Linked DNA regions of Homo sapiens: region 2 is linked to region 1. A link is a loop called in an ENCODE intact Hi-C map of the cell type or tissue named here. Cell type or tissue: mesothelial cell of epicardium. All regions are shown on one strand. Each heading gives the region's core, and the rest is flanking DNA. Links, peaks and the distances in the headings are about the cores only.

Evidence for each region. Peaks named below come from ENCODE experiments on the same cell type or tissue, not always from the same donor. Only the 100,000 strongest peaks of a DNase experiment are listed, where the experiment ranks them.
Region 2: it touches region 1 in a loop (18-fold over the local background); 1 of 110 quality-filtered maps calls a loop at or near these places.

Annotation. Positions count from the first base shown.
Region 1 is chr13:23,035,697-23,040,095 of GRCh38, reverse strand. No RefSeq gene overlaps it. Among named protein-coding and RNA genes, the nearest start is that of LINC00621, 120 kb to the right of the region's middle. In mesothelial cell of epicardium, for the core only: no CTCF peak of the experiment used is centred there; no DNase peak of the experiment used is centred there.
Region 2 is chr13:22,881,972-22,886,370 of GRCh38, reverse strand. The region is part of intron 2 of LINC00621 (long intergenic non-protein coding RNA 621); the gene reads left to right. It overlaps LOC105370109 (a long non-coding RNA gene), which reads right to left and starts at 2,184. Exons shown (of 3, transcript NR_187640.1): 1 at 2,076-2,184. RefSeq lists an enhancer at 2,629-2,678. In mesothelial cell of epicardium, for the core only: no CTCF peak of the experiment used is centred there; a DNase peak (open chromatin) is centred at 2,225.

The DNA of each region.
Region 1 (4,399 bases), core at 143-4,142:
TAGGAAGTCATGGATGAGTTTTGAAAAAAGGTTAAGATATGCTCCTTGATTTTAGATATATGTGTAACGCAGGACTAACAGATGCATAAAACAGAAAAATGTGAAATAAATGCAAAGATCATTTGACAAGAAAATAAAGTTGAATTAATTTGCTGTATTTTGATTGGGAAATGTATCGTAGTTTTTCAATTAAATAAGAAATTAATTGAATATCTTACTGAAAGTATGTCACAGCACTTTTAAAAAATCTATTTCACTTTTAATTCATGTATCACTATTAGCTTCATTAGCAGCTGGAACAGATGTTTCTAGATTGAAGTGTCAGCAATTTGGATGCTGACCAAAACTTAGACTCATGTTTGGCTTGAGTGAAAATAGAGTTCTTTGACAGCCTCACTGCCTGGAAAGATTTCTTGCAGAATGATTTTTTTTAGTTAATACTACGAGCAAGTTATTTGAAACAAAACTGCTATCTTGGTATGATACATTTAGTTTTTGAGGTAAAAGAGAGATAATCTAAGTAAGTGAATGCATATAATATATCAGGAAATAGTGAGAGAGGACAAAGTAAGAAACTGGCCATGCAGGCAGTTAGGGTGGGTCCTTGGTAAAACTCTTTTATACAAAGAACACCCTGAAAATCAAACTGCAGGCCTCAGATAAGAAACAGCCCATGTCCTTGGAGGGAAATACTTCTCTGTGAACCCGTATGAACAAATTCCACTCCTTTTTTGGACACATTTTTCTCTCCTTGGGTTGCCTTAGTCTCTTACTTTTCACCTACTGGTCTCTGACTTTTCACCTATTTTACATATGCCTACCTTTCTGTAATTAGCCATGGGCTAAGTCTTCATTTACATAGGGTGAATCATCACTTTAGCCCTGATGGCGTGGGCCAAGGTCCCAAACCAAGCCTTCACCTCTACCTCCAATTGGATCTTTACACTATCATACCTTTCTCTAAGTGATGGTTTCTCCAAGATGGCCTACAAACCAGTCAGCACATTCCTCCCCTTCTAGCCCATAAAACCCCAGACTCAGCCTTGTAGTTGGCAGCCCTCTCTGCTGTGAAGAGCTTTCTTTTTCTGATTAAACTTTTGCTCCAACCTCAACCTTGTGTCCACGCTCCTTAATTTTCTTGGTGGTGAGACCAAGAACTCCAGGTACCACCTCAGACAACAAGACTGAAACATTGTGGTGCATTGGCAAGACTGCAACAGTAACAGAGTTTTGCTTTACAGTGGGAGAGAGGTTAAGGTCATGTACTTTGGTAACTAAAATAACTGGTCCAACTTCTAGCTCCGTTGCTTTCTGGGTTATCTTGAGGCCTCTTAACTTCTTCTCTGCTTCAGCTTCCTCTTAAAGTGATCACAAGGTCTGGCTTAATAGGGTTCTGGTAAGGATTAAAAAAAGATAGGTTCACAAACTCTATACTATGGAGCCTGGCATGGGATAAGTGTCCAGTACACATGAGCTCTGATGAGCCCTTTTCCAGGGTATGAACTGCCATGGTGTCAGTGGGAACAGAGACCCCCAACTCTGTGGTTATCACCTTGCCTACTGCTGGTGCTATCAGCCACTTCCATAAACCTTTGTGAATCTTCACAAAATAATTTGAGCTTACTCTGCCATCTCAGGATATCTTAGAAAGGCATTAAATAGGTTTCTAAATAGCTGTCTGTCATCCTGTAGTGCTTTCTTCTACAACAATGGAATCATCTAAAAATAATTTTTCTTCATTCTGCGGATGTCACTGTTTTATTTTATTTTATTTTATTTTATTTTATTTTATTTTATTTTATTTAAGTCAGCAACTGCTCAGGGTGGATTTGTGCTTCTGAATCCTCTATTGTGGGCTGTATTTATTATACCAAAAAATAATTGAGCACTGGTGGGAGTGGAATAGTGAGTCATTTAAGACAAGTTAATTCATCTGTAAATCTTGTGCAAATCACAATCTGTGTTTGAATGAAGTGTGGACTGCTTTTAACTTTCCTTCTGGTATTACTTACTTTAAAGTGTCTGATATACAACAATTGGACTCACAAAAAGGAATATAAGAGAAAGAATATTCACTCCTTTAAAGCAGTTTTCACTTCACAGAATTTAGAGTTTTCCCATAATAAACTGCCATTAGCACCTCTGTGCTTTCTAGACAGTTAATTTCCAGGCATCAAATCTACAGGGCAAAGAATGGAGTCTAAGTGTGAAGATCACCAACTGATGATGAATTTGAAATAAAGAAAGTATCCCCTGAAATGCTAATGGAATTCAACAGAAGGAGGATTACACTTGTTACAATTGCAAAATTGTTAAATCTGGAGGGGTGTGGGATAGGGGAGGAAGGATACACAGGGAACCTAAAACTATTATGCTTTTAGCTAAACATCTCCAACATTTTAAGATGTAAACAATAAAACTTACACTTTTATTATTTTGTTTCTTTTTCCAAACCATGTGCCTGAAGGATCAGGTATGAGCTCTTTTGTTATTAATTTGGAGCTCTCAAATGTGGTCCCAATATAATGTGTCGCTTTATAACTCTTCCTTTACAGAAGCCTTCCAATCTAACAAAATTTATGTGTTTATGGTTTTACAACCTCAGCCCAGATTGTTTTTGGTCATCATTTTCTACACTGTGCTCCCTTCATATAGCTTGTCTTCCTACATGTCTTCCTTCCTTACAGGTGCAGACCCTTCCTCAGTTTACACTTCCTTCCTTTACCCTGAAGCCTTCCCATTTTAACCTATGCCATAGGTAGTTTGCTGAAACTGAAACTTTCAATCAGGTCTATAGGGCAAAGAAATGAAGCTTATTTTCTATACCACTGATGCGGCATTATCATATGCTGTCTCACTGGGCTACTAATCTCCTGAAATGTCTTATCTTTTTTTGATTATATTCAAGTTTCTTCCTGGTAAGGTTCTCAAATGAAAAAAGGCAGGTGCAAAATGCTACATATGGTATAATCTCATTTTGTTTAAAAAATTATACATAATACATATATAACATATGTATAAATTACATGTAGTATATGTACATTTTATAAATGTGTATATATTTATTATATGTATGAATAGAAAAAGATATGGAATAATATACATTAAAGTCTAATTTCTGAGTGTTGGAATATAATTTTTATTTTGCTCAAAGGCATTTCTAAGATAAAAATAATTTTTTACTAAAATACTTTTTAAATAGTAAAAGTCAATTACTTTTATGTTATAAAATAAAATATGACAGATATTTTAAAAAAGAAATATATGAAATAGACACTAAAAAGTAATATTATGTATGAAGGTCATTAATAATTTGTAAAAGTATAATTCAGAAAAAGTTATAATAATTCTCAACTTGTAACCCAATAACATAGCTTTAAATACAGAAAGTGAAAATTGAGAGACTTAAAAAGAGCTATAAATACATGTAGTGGAAGATGTTAACACATCTATTGAATTAATTATCTCTTTAAGTAATTAATTTATGAAGAGACCAAAAAAATTTGAACAGCAAAACTAATGTGCTTTGATTGACCTAATGAAAGTATATAAAACCTTTCAACTAATAATTGGAAAATATGCACTTTTTCAAATGTGCATTAACGCTTAGGAAATTTAGCCACTTCCTTGTTTTTTTGTTTTGAGACAAGGTCTCGCTCTGTCACTCAGGCTGGAGTGCAGTGGTGTGATGTCGGCTCACTGCAACCTCCGCCTCCTGGAGTTCAAGCGATCCTCATGCCTCAGCCTCCGGAGTAGCTGGGACTACAGGTGCTCACCAGCACACTCAGCTAATTTTTCTGTTTTTAATAGAGACACACAGTTTCTCCATGTTGGCCAGGCTGGTCTAGAACTCCTGGCCTCAAGTGATCCGCACGCCTTGGCCTCCCAAAGTGCTGGGATTACAGATGTCAGCCACCATGACTAGCCACAAGAAAAGAAAGTTTCTAAGCATTTCTAAGAAGTAGTGTCAATCTAATCATGTTCTCTTACAATAGTGCTATTAAGTTAGAAATGAGAAAATAAGACAGCAAAATCCTATTTGTAATCTTTAAAAAAATAGAAATTAGAAAATCTGTACTAAAGTATCTTTTCACACATCTTACCCATCTTATTAAACAAATGTTGGAGAAGAGTATTTCAAGGGAAATTTATAGTTTTAAATGCTTATAAAAGAGGAAATAACTGCCAATGAAGAGGCTAAGTGTGCAGTTTAAGAAACTAGGGAAGAATAAAGTAGAAGAAATGAAGTAATACAAGTACAAGCAGAAATTAATGAAATGAACTCAAAGAATTAATTACAGAAAATTAGCAAAACCAGAACTTGGTTCTTTGCCAGATAAGAAGTGTGAACTCTTGGCAAGATTGCATAGGAAGAAAATAGAAAAAGCACAAATAAATA
Region 2 (4,399 bases), core at 248-4,247, 150 kb after region 1:
GGTTATTCGGCAGAGTGTCCAGTAAGTCCAGTAAAGGTCCACCGCAATACCACCACACATCCGCTCGGGGATGAGCAAGGGCTGACTGATTGATAAACTCTTGAAAATTCTTAAGCTCACTGCATCCCTTCAGGTCTCCAAGGAATGCTAAGTCTCCTCCCTGCCGTGAGAGACACGAAGTGAAGTTAGTGTTGGGAGATGGAAGCTGGATGGCCCTCGGTGGCTGCCCCCAGGGACTTCGGAATATAGCAGAGAGAGCTTGGCATGACTTATTATTCCAGGCTGTAGAATCCTGGAAAAGAGCTACCATGCAGCCCACACCTGGTCGACTGGAGGACCACCTAGTGGAAAGGGGACATTCTGAGCCTCTGCCCTGCCATGTGCACAAGCATAACAATTGCTTTTGTTTAACGTGCAGATGGAATATTTGATCCATTTCATCCAGGCATTTGCATCTTGGTATCCTGTCTTAATTGCCAAAGTTTGTTTTAAGTCTTTAACTTCTATGATCCTTTAGTAAAATGAATGCTTCCTTTAGCACCTATTTTTGTTAGTTTTTAGACCAAAGAAAGCTAAACACCATTTTATATTTAATAATGCTTCTTGTATGATTTTTATACCAGAGAAGCTAAATTTTATCTTTATATTAGTGTGTTATTAATGTTAAACTTAATTTTAATAAAACCTTGTAGACATATTTATCCAATTTTTCATGTTTGACTATAAGGTAAGATTTTATAGACTCTTTAACCTTTTATAATTTTTGTTAAAGAGCAGGTTGATGCTTTAAGAAAAATCTGTTGCATTTTTACTTTAATGTCTAGTCTACAGAAAAACTGGATGATACCTTTTTAACTTTAGTTAATATGTTTACACACAGAATTTTCTTTACAATTAACGTTTTAAAACTTGCTTAAACTTTTAAAACAATATTTTTTTAACCTTTTAATGTAGGTAAAAATTCACATTCTTATGCCTCCTTATAATCTTTTTATCAAAGGTATATTTTTTTATACACCTTGCACATAAACTGTTTCTTCAGTAGTACTCAGGAGGCCTTATTACTTTTAAGTTATACAACATTTTTTGCATAAAATTTTTGATAACATTTTTTCTTTCACAACTTTCACAGACAATTTTTTAACATGTCTTAACTTTCTGACTTATTACAAACTTTTTTTCTTTAAACAATCAGTTAATTTATTTCAGGACAAGAATTTACCATATAACATTCTTTTTATATAAATTCTGCCTCCCCCCTTTTTTCCCCTTTTTTAAAGCGAATTTTCTTTATGTCTTTGGACTAGACTGTCTAAGGCCACAAGATTAGAAGTTACCATAATACATGCTACACTTTTAACTTTTAGCAAACTTCACTTTTGTTGAAAACCTTGTAAGTTTGGGATTTCAATTATCCTTTGCTATTAATAAGACCTTGTTTAGTCTAAATTAACCTAGAATTGGTATAGATGGTCTTTTTTTTCTCTCTGCTGGTCTTTCCTTGCCTCTGCCAGCTGCTCATGCTGCTGTTCTCTTAACTTCTGTAGGGGGGAAGGGGGTCTAAAACCAGCTGTAACTGTCTATGTATGGAAACTGGTCTGGGTGCCTTGGCTTACAGGTTACCTTGTGCCATACCTTTGAAACAAGGGACCTGTCCAGGCTTCCTTCAGATGGCCAACCCACCTTTAATGCTGGCCAGTCTGTTTCACGCAAAGTTCTAAGTTTTCCTGGTGTCACAGTAGCACTGTAATCTCCCTTAAGTTCTTTCTTGAAAAAATTTTTTTTTTCTCCAAGACAGAATACCACGCTCACACCACACACACTCACCACAAGACAAAGAACGGGCAAAGAGGGCAAACACACACTTTTACCGTTTAAGCCAAACCAAAATCACGAAATTCAAAATCCGAGTACCAAAAAATTCAAGCCAAGTCAAAACCAAAACCAAACCAAAGTATCCAGCAATTCAAATCAAGTCAAATCCAGAACAAAAGTGCCAATGCAGGCACACCGTGGGTGATCAAGCCACGCTTCCACTCAGATGGAGTGGGGCAAGTTCCAAAGACTAGTCTTACCAACTTTTAGATGTCCAGACTCCAAGCGCCAGTTCCTTCCCAGTGTTCAGCCACTGTGTGGATCCTCCACGGGGGCCTGCTACGTGCTGCTCTGGCAAGGCGTTCCAATGGGGGCAATTTCCTAACCGGGAGCGCTCTTTGGATCGCGTCACTCAGGCTGGCCGGAGTCCCCTGCAGGGATGCTCCGCGGGGCAGGCCTAAGCTGCCTAAGGGGCTGCCTCGGCCATCCATCAGTCACCTCGTTTCCCTGTCAGGGAACCAAGAAATGTAGCAGGACGAGCCACAGACAAAACCTCTCAGACAACGAGTCGTAGAAGGAAGGGCTTTATTCAGCTGGGAGCATCAGCAAGCTACTGCCTCAAAATCTGAGCTCCCTGAGTGCACAATTTCTGTCCCTTTTAAGGGCTCACAACACTGAAGATTTCACATGAAAGGGTCGTGATTGATTTGAGCAAGCAGGGGGTACATGACAGGGGCTGCATGCACCGGTGGTCAGAAAGAAACAGAACAGGGTAGGGCGTTTCACAATGTTCTTTTATACAATGTCGGGAATCTATGAATAACATCGGTTTCTAAGTTATGAGTTGATTTTTAACTAATGGGTTTAGGCCAGGCAGGCCCAGGCCTGGTTTCAGACCTGGGGCTGGGCTGCCTGTCTTTGATTTCACTTCCTTATTTTTTTATTTAAATAGCTACTGAGTATAAAGCAATATGAGAGGGTCTCTTTCTTCCCTCAGGCAGGCTGAGGCAGGAGAATTGCTTGAACCTGGAGGTGGAGGTTGCGGTGAGCCGAGATGGTGCCATTGCCCTCCTGCCTGGGCAACAAGAGCAAAACTCCATCTCAAAAAAAAAAAAAAGATTTGACCTAATTGACTCCATCTTGCTCTTAACCTCCAAGCTGTCCTTGTTCATTCCTGGGCATAGACCGAACTAACTTTGGGAGGAACTTAGTTTACAATTTAGCTATGAAACAAAGATGATAACAGCCCTTTCCCAACAAACCTTCCCATTGTCTGTGAATTAGACTGCCTACAGCCGCAGGATTAGAAGTTATAGTAATCTTGCTAAATTCAAGATGCAGCTATTTTCATTATACCCATGTCAATGTCCTATTTATTAAAAATTACACAAGCAAAGATCATTCTGATTTGGGTTGGGTTTTATAACCCTTATGCCAAATTTTGACACCTTATAGTATTTGGTGGGGGTAAGTATGAAATTGCTTGATTAACAAATACAAACAAAAATGTCTGCTGGCAATTCTTAACACATTTCTAATATTACTTTGCCAATAATTTTAAAGCTAGCTTATTTATTAAAGATTTTATTTGTTACATAAACTTGAAAAAGCATTTGACTAGTCATTTTTTAGTATTTGATTTAAGCACTTTTATTTTTATGTCAATTAACTAGAGCTCTTTTTAGTAGTGAAACATTTTGTATACAACACATAAATACACAAAAAGACGTATTAGGCATACAGATGGAAGTACATTTTATAGATTTATAAAGACCCAGTCGGGTGTGGTGGCTCATGACTGTAATCCCAGCACTCTGGGAGGCCGAGGCAGGTGGATCACCTGAGGTAGGAGTTGGAGACAAGCCTGACCAGCATGGAGAAACCCTGTCTCTACTAAAAATACAAAAAAAAAAAAAAAAAAAAGCTGGGCATGGTGGCACATGCTGGTAATCCCAGCTACTCAGGAGGCTGAGGCAGGAGAATCACTTGAACCCAGGAGGTTGTGGTGAGCCGAGATGGTGCTATTGCATTTTAGCCTGGGTAACAAGAGTGAAACTTTGTCTCAAAAAAAAAAAACCAAAAACAAAAAAACGACAAAAGACCCCTGCATTTTGCATTTTTTCTGTCTTAGACTTTCAGATTCCAGATAACTGGTTTCACAGCCCTAGGCAGTTGTCAGCTAAATAGCCTTAAATTTGCACATTAAAGGAAACAACTCAGGTGAAAATCAAATAGCAAAATTTACATCATAAGGTACAGAAAAAAACGTCTGGTAGTGCTAGAGGGAGATGCTTTTACAGTGTACTTTTTTTTTTAAAGACATTTTTGAGTGTCTAAACTACATTCTTCTTTAAAAATCCAAGAGTAGCTTCTGTTGCAATACTATTTTAGTCAAAACATCAGGTGAAAACAGAATTCAGTCAACTGAGAAGAATACAAAAGCAAACTTTTGCTCAAAAAAAAAGCAAGGCCTTAGGAGAGTGGTCTCGGTTAACTTGGAAAGCTTGTTTGCCACAGTTGAGGCCGCGCCCACCACACAGCCTCAGGAAGTCCTGATGACATGTGCCCAAGGTGGTCCGGCCAC